2 separate regions of the Homo sapiens genome follow, and region 2 is linked to region 1. Evidence: read pairs that join two places in POLR2A ChIA-PET (ENCODE). Cell type or tissue: Panc1. All regions are shown on one strand. Links, peaks and the distances in the headings refer to the core of each region. The heading gives the core; the rest is flanking DNA. Region 1 has its middle 7.1 kb from the start of HEXIM2-AS2. Region 2 has its middle 44 kb from the start of ARHGAP27.

Evidence for each region. ChIA-PET counts read pairs that join two places held together with the same protein. Peaks named below come from ENCODE experiments on the same cell type or tissue, not always from the same donor. Only the 100,000 strongest peaks of a DNase experiment are listed, where the experiment ranks them.
Region 2: POLR2A ChIA-PET joins it to region 1 with 6 read pairs; 8 of 35 experiments call an interaction of 5 or more read pairs at or near these places.

Annotation. Positions count from the first base shown.
Region 1 is chr17:45,175,868-45,181,239 of GRCh38, reverse strand. No RefSeq gene overlaps it. Among named protein-coding and RNA genes, the nearest start is that of HEXIM2-AS2, 7.1 kb to the right of the region's middle. In Panc1, for the core only: no CTCF peak of the experiment used is centred there; no DNase peak of the experiment used is centred there; H3K27ac peaks cover 1,130 bases.
Region 2 is chr17:45,386,189-45,391,560 of GRCh38, reverse strand. No RefSeq gene overlaps it. Among named protein-coding and RNA genes, the nearest start is that of ARHGAP27, 44 kb to the left of the region's middle. In Panc1, for the core only: no CTCF peak of the experiment used is centred there; no DNase peak of the experiment used is centred there; H3K27ac peaks cover 2,388 bases.

The DNA.
Region 1 (5,372 bases), core at 95-5,094:
CCGGGTTCAGGCCATTCTCCTGCCTCAGCCTCCCGAGTAGCTGGGACTACAGGCGCCCGCCACCACGCCCAGCTAATTTTTTGTATTTTTAGTAGAGACGGGGTTTCACCGTGTTAGCCAGGATGGTCTCGATCTCCTGACCTCGTGATCCACCCACCTTGGCCTCCCAAAGTGCTGGGATTTACAGGCGTGAGCCACCATGCCCGGGGTGAATTGTACTCACGCCTGTAATCCCAACACTGTGGGAAGCTGAGGCGGGTAGATCACCTGAGGTCAAGAGTTCAAGACCAGCCTGGTCAGCATGGTGAAAGCCCGTCTTTACTAAAAATACAAAAATTAGCCAGGCGTAGTGGCACGAGCATCTAGCCCCAGCTACTCAGGAGGCTGAGAAGCAGACAAATTGCTTGAACCCGGGAGGCAGAGGTTGCAGTGAGCTGAGATCGTGCCACTGCACTCCAGCCTGGGTGACCGAGCGAGACTCCATCTCAAATAATAATAATAATAATAAATAATTTTTAAAAATGGAAAAGTAGAATGGTGGTATTCAGGGGCTAGAAGAACGTGGGAAATGATGAGTTATTGTTTAATGTGTATAGAGTCTTAGTTGAGAAGATGAAGAGAGATGGATGATGGCGAGGTTACAGAACAATTTGAATGTATTTAATGCCACTGAATTGTACACTTCATTTTTTAATTTTTTTTTGAGACGGGGTTTCACCGTGTTAGCCAGGATGGTCTCGATCTCCTGACCTCGTGATCCACCCACCTTGGCCTCCCAAAGTGCTGGGATTTACAGGCGTGAGCCACCATGCCCGGGGTGAATTGTACACTTGAAAATGACTGGCTGGGCGCGGTGGCTCACGCCTGTAATCCCAGCACTTTGGGAGGCCAAGGCGGGCGGATCACGAGGTCAGGAGATCGAGACCATCCTGGCTAACACGGTGAAACCCCGTCTCTACTAAAAACACAAAAAATTAGCTGGGCGTGGTGGCGGGCGCCTGTAGTCCCAGCTACTCGGGAGGCTGAGACAGGAGAATGGCTTGAACCCGGGGGGTGAAGTTTGCAGTGAGCCGAGATCACGCCACTGCACTCCAGCCTGGGCGACAGAGTGAGACTCTGTGTCAAAAAACAAACAAACAAAAACGATTAAAATGGGCTGAGAGCGGTGGCTCACGCCTGCAATCCTAACAGTTTGGAAGGCCAAGGTGGGCAGATCACTTGAGGTCAGGAGTTTGAGACCAGCCTGGCCAACACGGTGAAACATTAGCCGGGCATGGTGGTGCATGCCTGTAGTCCCACCTATTTGGGAGTCGGAGGTGAGAGAATTGCTTGAACCGGGGAGGTGGAGGTTGCAGTGAGCCAAAATCGTGCCATTGCACTCTAGCCTGGGCGATAGAGCAAGACTGTCTCAAAAAATATATATTAATAAAATGGTTAAAATGGCAAATTTTATGTAATGTATATATAATGTATATTTCTAACAATAAAAGAAAAATAAAAGAGAGAGTCATAGATTTAGGCAGATATTTAATCCAGCCTAAAGCTAGGATGTTGAATTAGCTAACGTCTATGAGTATCTCGCATGTCTCTTTCCAACACATCTATATCTGTGTCTATATCTGCACATCTATCTGTCCACCCATCTAATCTTTTTTTTTTTTTTGAGACAGGGTCTCACTCTGTCACCCAGGCTAGAGTGCAGTGCCGCGATCACAGCTCACTGCAGCCTCAACCTCCTGGGTTCAAGTGATCCTCCCACCTCAGCCTCCAGGTGTGCACCACCACACCCGGATAATTTTTGTATTTTTAGTAGAGATGGGCTTTCACCATGTTGGCCAGGCTGGGCTCAAACTCCTAACCTCAAGTGATCCACCTGCCTCGTCCTCCCAAAGTGCTGGGCTTATAGGTGTGAGCCACTGTGCCCAGTCCATTTGTTTTTGTTTGTTTTTTACTTTTAGTAGAGATGGGATCTCCTTGTGTTGCCCAAGCTAGTCTAGAACTCCTGACCTCAAGCGATCCCTCTGCCTCGGCCTCTCAAAGTGCTGGAATTACAGGTGTGAGCCACCATGCCCGGCCTGTATAGCCATTTGGAAAAATTAAGACTACAACAATAATTTTGTGTGTGTGTGTGTGTGTGTGTGTGAGAGAGAGAGAGACAGAGAGAGAGAGAGTCTAGCTCTGTTGCCCAGTCTGGAGTGCAGTGGTGCCATCTCAACTCACTGCAACCTCCAACTCCTGGGTTCAAGCCTCCTGCCTCAGCCTCCTGCGTAGCTGGGATTACAGGCGCCTGACACCACGCCCAGCTAATTCTTGTATTTTTAGTAGAGACGGGGTTTCACCATCTTGGCCAGGCTGGTCTCAAACTCCTGACCTCGTGATCCACCTGCCTCAGCCTCCCAAAGTGCTGGGATTACAGGCATGAGCCACCATGCCCAGCCTACAACAATTTTTTTTTTTTTTTTTGAGATGGAGTCTCACTCTGTTGCCCAGGCTGAAGTGCAGTGGTGCAATCTCGGCTCACTGCAACCTCCGCCTCCTGGGTTCACACCACTCTCCTGCCTCAGCCTCCTGAGTAGCTGGGACTACAGGCGCCCGCCACCACACCCGGCTAATTTTTTTTTTTTTTGTATTTTTAGTGGAGACGGGTTTCACCATGTTAGCCAGGATGGTCTCGATCTCCTGACATCGTGATCTGCCTGCCTCAGCCTCCCAAAGTGCTGGGATTACAGGCGTGAGCCACCGCGCCCGGCCTACAACAATAATTTTTAAAATCTGCTAGAATCTGGAGCTCAGGGAAAGAGGGGAGGAGAGGGAGCAGGGGATTGCTGCCTGGGGAGGCCAGGGAAGCCAGGGTTGTTCAGGAGAGAGCCTGGGAGGAAGGGTATAGACCTGTGGCAACAAACACAACTAATGTGAATTACAAGTGAGGACAGTGGGACCAGGGGCCCAGAGAAAAAAGATCCTCTTTCTCAGAGGCTCAAGAGGGAAACAGCTGGCTGGTGCTGAGAAGCAAAGGCATGGAGGTCAAGCCCTTAAGGATGTGGGGCCTGGGGACTTCGTGGTCCTCAGGCTGGGAACTTGCCAGCCCGGCAGCCACAGGGCTCGGCTCAAGGTACGGGCCACGAGGGAGCCTGTCCAGGTCCTCAAACTGTGGCAAAGCAGTCACCACATGGCTGACTGAGGCTCACGTGGGTCACAATGTCCATCTCATGACTTAGTCTCCTTGAGCACATCCTCCTGAGGCATCAGGTAAGGAGAGGGACCTGTCATGGATGCCCTGAGGCAGGACACAGCAGGTGCCTTGAGGGCTCGTCTGGGGTTTTCCATCTTAAACGGGGTCTAGAGGGGGCTTCTGGGGCAGGTGGTCTCTGGAATGTCCATGCTCACAAGCCGCCGGGACACAGTGGCCAACTGGGTGTCAGCTGTGCAGCCTGTCCCCCTGACAGGCCAGGCCTGAGCAGTCCCCTCCTTTCTCTGGCTCCACAAAAGACTTCCTCTTTGAGGGGCAAGGGTGGAGGTTCAGCCATGAAAATATGGATAAATACAGTTTGAAGGGATGCGGGGAGGAACAATAAAATCTCCTTATTTGAGGGGGAAGAAAAACAATGCTTCCCACACATCCACTTGCCTGAAGGGCTCGGGGTCCAGGGCCCCCTCCCAGCCCCCACGAAGGCTGTCCTCAGCCTGGCGCAGTGGCTCACGCCTGTAATCCCAGCACTTTGGGAGGCCGAGGCCGGTGGATCACCTGAGGTCAGGAGTTCAAGACCAGCCTGACCAACAAGGTAAAAACCCGTTTCTACTAAAAATACAAAAATTAGCCAGGCGTGGTGGCGGGCGCCTGTAGTCCCAGCTACTCAGGAGACTGAGACAGGAGAATTGCTTGAACCCAGGAGGCAGAAATTGCAGTGAGTCGAGATCATGCCACTGCACTCCAGCGTGGGCAACAGAGCGAGACTCTGTCTCAATTAAAAAAAAAAAAAAAGGCCAGGCGTGGTGGCTCATGCCTGTAATCCCAGCACTTTGGGAGGCTGAGGCAGGTGGATCACGAGGTCAGGAGATCGAGATCATCCTGGCTAACATGGTGAAACCCCATCTCTATTAAAAATACAAAAAATTAGCCAGGCCTGGTGGCGGGTGCCTGTGGTTCCAGCTACTTGGGAGGCCAAGGCAGGAGAATGGAGTGAACCTGGGAGGCAGAGGTTGCGGTGAGCCGAGATTGCACCACTGCACTCCAGCCTGGGTGACACAGCGAGACTCCATCTCAAAAAAAAAAAAAAAGAAAGAAAGAAAGAAAAGAAAGAAAGAAAGAAAGAAAGAAAGAAAGAAAGAAAGAAAGAAAGAAAGAAAGAAAGAAAGAAAGAAAGAAAGAAAGAAAAAGCTGTCTTCCTAGAGAGGCTGGTAGAGAGGGCAGAGAGGAAACCTGCTCCCAAAGTTAAGGGAGGGAGGGCCGGGAGCGGTGGCTCATGATCGAGATCATCCTGGCCAACACGGTGAAACCCCATCTCTACTAAAAATACAAAAATTAGCTGGGCGTGGTGGCCTGTGCCTGTAATCTCAGCTACTCGGGAGGCCAAGGCAGGAGAATTGCTTGAACCAGGGAGTAGCAGGGAGTAGGAGGTTGCAGTGAGCCAAGATCGCGCCACTGCACTCCAGCCTGGCAACAGAGCGAGACTCTGTCTCAAGAAAAAAAAAAAAAAGAAAAAAGAAAAAAGTTAAGGGAGGGAGACAGTGAGAACTCCCAAGAACCACCTTGTAATAGAGCTACTCATGATTACACAATGTCCTGGAAGTCGTAAAATGTATGGCTGCTTCCATCTGAGCACACCTCCCACACAGCTGGCACTTGGCTAAGCCTTTAATTTACTTTATCTCTTTGAAGATAGGAGACTAAGGTGGTCAAGGGCTCAAACTACAATCAGAGAACCGGCTAAGGCTCCAGTATGGCAGGAATTGTGTGGCCTTGGGCAAGTTTCTCAACCTCTCTGAGCTCAAGTTTCTTCATCTCCTGTGTCTTACCCTAAACCCCACAGTATTAATCACACTGTCCCCTGGCTCCACCTTCACTGCCTGGACTCACAGGGAGGAGGCAGGAGATCAACGGGGTGGTTGGCCAGGCAGCATTGTTCCAGGTAGAAGCCCCCTGGCCAGGGATGGGTCCTGGAGGATGCAGGATCCTAAACTGGCCTGAGGCCACCTCCCAACCCTTTGAACAAATGAAGAAAAAGAGCCCCTGAGTGAGAAGAAGAACTGGGATGGATCACAGGGCTCAGGACTCCTGGTCCAGTGCTCCCTCTACAGCAGCACCCTCGGGGAGTCTGTGTGTTTCAGGTACAGACACCAAGAGACCAGAGAGTTTTCCCCTCGTGGCTCTA
Region 2 (5,372 bases), core at 106-5,105, 210 kb before region 1:
GCAGCCACCCCTCCCACCTATGCATACCAGCTGTGCCCACGCTGCCCCGGGACACTCCAGGTTGCTTCTTGCCTCGATACTTTTGGGCCAACAGTCTTCCTGCCTCCTTCCCTTTCCCCTGGCCAGTTCCTCCTCCTCCTCCCCCAAGCCTCAGCTCACACCTGCCCCCTACACCCTCCTCAGATCTCATGCGTGTGTCTCTCTCATCACACTTAGCTCACTGGATATGATTGTGCTTCCGTGGCCAGGCCTTCCCACTGGGCTGTGGGCTCACAGAAGTTTGCAAGTTTTATCCAGGTCATAGCCTGCATCATTACCTCATTCCTTTTTATTGTATTTATTGTATTTATTTATTTATTTTTGAGACAGAGTCTCACTCTGTCACCCAGGCTGGAGTGCAGTGGTGCAATCTTAGTTCACTGCAACCTCCACCTCCCAAGCTCAAGCAATCTTTCCATCTCAGCCTCCCAAGTAGCTGGGACTATAGGCGTGTACCACCACACTTAACTTTTGTATTGTTTGTAGAGACAAGGTCTTACCATGTTGCCCAGGCTGGTCCCGGACTGCTGAGCGCAAACAATCCTCCGGCCTCTGCCTCTCAAAGTGCTGAGATTAGAGGCGTGAGCCACCACACCTGGCCCTCATTCTTTTTTATTGTCAAATAACGTTCCATTGTATGGATACATCACATTTTGTTTATCCATGTGTCAATTGATGGACATTTGGGTTGTTTCCACTTTTTTTTTTTTTTTTTTTCCTGAGACAGAGTCTCACTCTGTCTCCCAGGCTGAAGTGCAGAGGCATGATCTTGGCTCACTGCAACCTCCACCTACCAGGTTCAAGCAATTATCTGCCTCAGCCTCCCGAGTAGCTGGGATTACAGGCGCCCGCCACCACACCCGACTAATTTTTTTTTTTTTTTTGTATTTTTAGTATCGATGGGGTTTCACCATCTTGGCCAGGCTGGTCTTGAACTCCTGACTCCGTGATCCACCTGCCTTGGCCTTCCAAAGTGCTGGGATTACAGATGTGAGCCACTGCACCCAGCCGGGTTTTTTCCACTTTTTGGCTAATATGAATAATGCTGCCATGAACACTCACGTACAAGTTTTTCTGTGGACATATCATTTCGGTCAGCTAGGGCTACCATAACAAAATACCATAGACTGGGTGGCTAAAACAACAGAAGATTTATTTCTCACAGTTTTGGAGGCTGGAAGTTCGAGTAAGGGGCCGGTACAGTCAGGTTCTGATAAGGGCTCTCTTCCCAGCTTGCGGACAGCCACCTTCTCACTATGTCCTTAAGTGGCACAAAGAGAGCGAGCTCCAGTCACTTCCATTTATTACAAGGACACTAATCTCACCTTTATGGTCTCACATGAACCTAATCACCTGCCAAAGGCCCCACCTCGATGCCATCACATTGAGGGTTAGGGCTTCAACATATTAATGGGGTGGGAGGCACAAACACTCAGTCTATGACTCATGTTTTATTAATTATTTTCCAGGAGTTTGCTGGATTAAATTGCTGGAATAAAAGGTAACTCTACCTTTAACCTTTTGAGGAACCATCAAATTGTTTTCTATAGCTGCACAATCTCCCACCAGCTATGTTTGAGGGTTTCTGTTCCCTCTCGCCTTCTGCAACAATTGTTTTGGGTCTTCATTCCCTCCAACCCCTGGCCCTCCCAGCCTTCCCTCTCTCAACAGGTGACCCACCTCCACCTCCCGGAATGGTGGACACACTTAACATCCCATCACAAAGCTCAGCCCTCCCTCACCACGGCCTCACTGGCCTCCTTTCCTCGGTACCTCAGAGCAGACATTTCTCCAGGGTACAGCTCATCTGTTTTTTCAGGAAATATCCATGATCACTGGCCCCTCTTCTTGCTATTTAGCTGCTGTCTCAGGTTGAATGTCCCAGGAAACAGAGACGTTGGCAGGGGGCTTGCTGGGCGTGATCTCGGGACCAATGCCTGAGGGGTGGAGCCAGCAGGAGTGGCTGAGGGAGAAGCTGAGCTGGGGCACAGCCCCTTCTAAGGCCTCAGCCACCCCATGGGAAGCCCTGGAGCTGGGACAGCCTCAGTCTTGTGTCCCATTATGGCCAGGGGGCCAGGCCACTGGATATGGGCTGCCTTGTAAGGTGGGAGAAGGGAGGGCATGGATTTGGGCAGAGCAGCTCTCTTCAGCCCAGGACACATCCTGGAGAGAGGCTCAGATGAGTGCTATTGGCTGCTGACCCTCCCTGTCCTTTGGGAAATCATCGCTCAGTGCTGGAAGAGGGCATCTGAGCAGCACCCATGGTATCCACTGCATCATACTGGCCACTTCCCCTTGCCACGGGAACACGCTGAAGTGCCTCTCTCTGAAACCCCCTACAACCCCACGTCTCTCTGCAGCTGCCACCATCCTCCTCCTCCTCCCCTTTGCAGCCAAACTTCTCAGAAGTCATCTAAACTCACGGTATCCATCCGCTTCTCTTGTTCGCTTCTCAACCCCACCCCCCGCCCACATCACACCACTGAGTTTCTTCCCCTAAACTCACTGATGATTTCCCATTGATAGCTGCTGGATATTTGGGGGTCTGTGTATTAATTGCCTTTTTAGTGGCACCCTATCCTCTGCTGACCACCCCATTCTTGGAAATGTTCCCTTTCTCTTGGCTTGCAGATTCCCCTCATTTTCCTCCCACCTCGGGCCATGTGTCTCATTCTCTGCTGCACAGCCAGTACAAGCAGAGTCCTTGGGGTCCACCCCTCCTCTGCTGTCCTCCCTCCCTGGATGAGACTGGCTACACCCACAGCATCAGTGACTCACTGATCCATAGTGCCTGGCCTGACTGCTCTCTAAGCTCCCAATCCTGGTGTCCTCTGACAACCTGACATCTGCTCTGGGACGGTCCTCAGCCCAAGACTGGATTTGTGATTTTCCCCAAACCTTGTACTCCTCCAGGGTTTTACCTGTCCCAGGCAAAGGGTCCATCATCCCCCGAGTCAGGTGAGCCAGAAACCTGGGAATGTGGCCTGCTCCCTCCATCTCATCTGTCTCTCCTGCCTCCATGCCCGATCTGTATCTGTTAGTCCTTCCTGTCTGATCCACCCCTCTCCATCACTAGGGCCCCTTCCTGGTCTAAGGGGTTAATATCTCCGGCCTGGACCCTGCAGCAGCTCCCAGCCCCCTTCCCCATCCCGCGTCCTCATTGCCCCCACTGCATCCAGCCTCATTTCAAAACACATGTCTGATTAAGTTATCACCCTGCCTAAAAACCTTTCCTCTCATCTAAGGAAAAGACCAAGCTTCAGCATGGCCTGCCTTCTCTCGTGAACCAGTGTGAGGCAGTGGCTCAGAGCATGGGCTCTGGAGTCAGGCTCCCTGGATTCAAATGTGAGCTCCACATTGCCCTTGCCAGATGCTTCTGGATAACTGACTCATTCCTTTGTGCCCCAGTTTTTTCACCTGGAGAATGGGGATGCAATAGCAGCAGGTGGTTGTGAAGATGCCATGAGACAATACTCACAAGGCTCTGAGAACACAGTCTGGCTGCAGTGAACACTTGCTCGGTCCTGTGCCTTACATGCTCTTTGGTTTCTGGACTGCAGCTACACTGGCCTCCCATCGATTTCACAAATGTTTCACACTCCCTCTGCCCCAGGACCTTTGCATGTGCTGTGTTCTCTTTGTAGTTCTCTTCTCCCTTTACTTAGTCATCTTTTAGCACTGTGCTCAGGTAACTTCCTTGGGCAGCTCCTTCCAATGCCCAGCTAGGTCAGCGTTGTTTGCTACACATCATCAAAGACCCATATGCTTCTCTTATCTAAATTTGTCATTTTACCCTCATATATCATGATTATTTATTGCTGTCTGGACTTCCCTGCCATGATACTATAAGCCCAGAATGGTGGGGACTCTGTCGTTGCTCACCATCGTATGCACAGTGCCTGGCACATAAAAGGTGTTTAAGAGGCCACGTGCGGTGGCTCATGCCTGTAATCCCAGCACTTTGGGAGGCCGAGGCAGGCGGATCACGAGGTCAGGACATCGAGACCATCCTGGCTAACACGGTGAAACCCTGTCTCTATAAAAATACAAAAAATTAGCTGGGCATGGTGGCAGGCGCCTGTAGTTCTAGCTACTCGGGAGGCTGAGGCAGGAGAATGGCGTGAACCCAGGAGGCGGAGCTTGCAGAGAGCCAAAATCGCACCACTGCACTCCAGCCTGGGCGGCAGAGCAAGACTCCGTCAAAAAAAAAAAAAAAAAGGTGTTTAAAAGATACCCATTAATGAGCTGATACACGAAAAGGAAGACAGCTGGAGTTCAATCCCTAGCTCTGCCATTTCCTATAAAGTGATCTTGGGCAAGTGGTTCACTTCAGTGTGCTCATCTGTAAAGTTAGGAATTCACGCCTACCTCAGAAACTTCTCACCATTATAAAATGACATGTGCAACACGCACGGCCCAGCACCTGGTGGTGGAACATTTGCACCTGGAACATTTGCAAAGTCTTGATAGTCTTTGTTCCTCAGGCCCAAGGATAGTCCTGGGTCCTGGGGTGAGACAGCCTCTGCGGTGGGACAAGACGTGGAAGGGCTGTAGAGGAGCCCCTGGGGTGCAGCCAGATCGCCTGGTGGACAGTAGAGCACATTGAGCCAGTGACTCTTTGGTTTTCAGAGCACTGGAGCCGTCCTTTTTCAAGTCTTCAGTCCAGCAGTGTTGTAGGGAAAGGTACTTTTGTCTGGCTTGGGCAAGAGCATCAGAAGCAGATGACTGTCTCCTCAGGCCAGTACAGGAGGGGACCCACTGGTATCAACAAGAGAGGCCCTGCCGGGTAGAACTGGAGCTGTGAGTGAGGTACAGCCCCCTGTGTCCTCCAAGAGTGGATATTCTTGTTTCGTTGCCAGTCTCAGAGCAGGGCTTGGTATATTAAGAGAGATGGCAAATGTCATTCCAGAAGAAAGGGCCAGCCCATGAAGGGCTCTGTGCCCTGCTGGGAGAATGGACTTCATCCTTTATGGCCCAGTGGGTGCCACTAGGTGATGACCAGGTGGACAATATGGCCAGAGATGCTTTTCCGTTTTTATAAACTTTTTATTTTGAAAGAATTATTGACTTACAAGAAGTTACATAAATAGTACAGACAGGCCTGGTGCAGCCAGCACCTGGCTTCCCCTGGTGGTGCCGTCTTACGTAACCATTGTGCCTTATCAAAACCAGGAAAGCGATGTAACTAACTATAGACCTTGCTTGATTTCACCATTCTTTGCATGCACTCATTTTTGTTTGTCTTTGTGTATAATTCCATGACATTTTATCACATGCATAGATTCATGTATAGCCAGCACTGCAGCAACCAAGATACAGAATGTTCCATCATC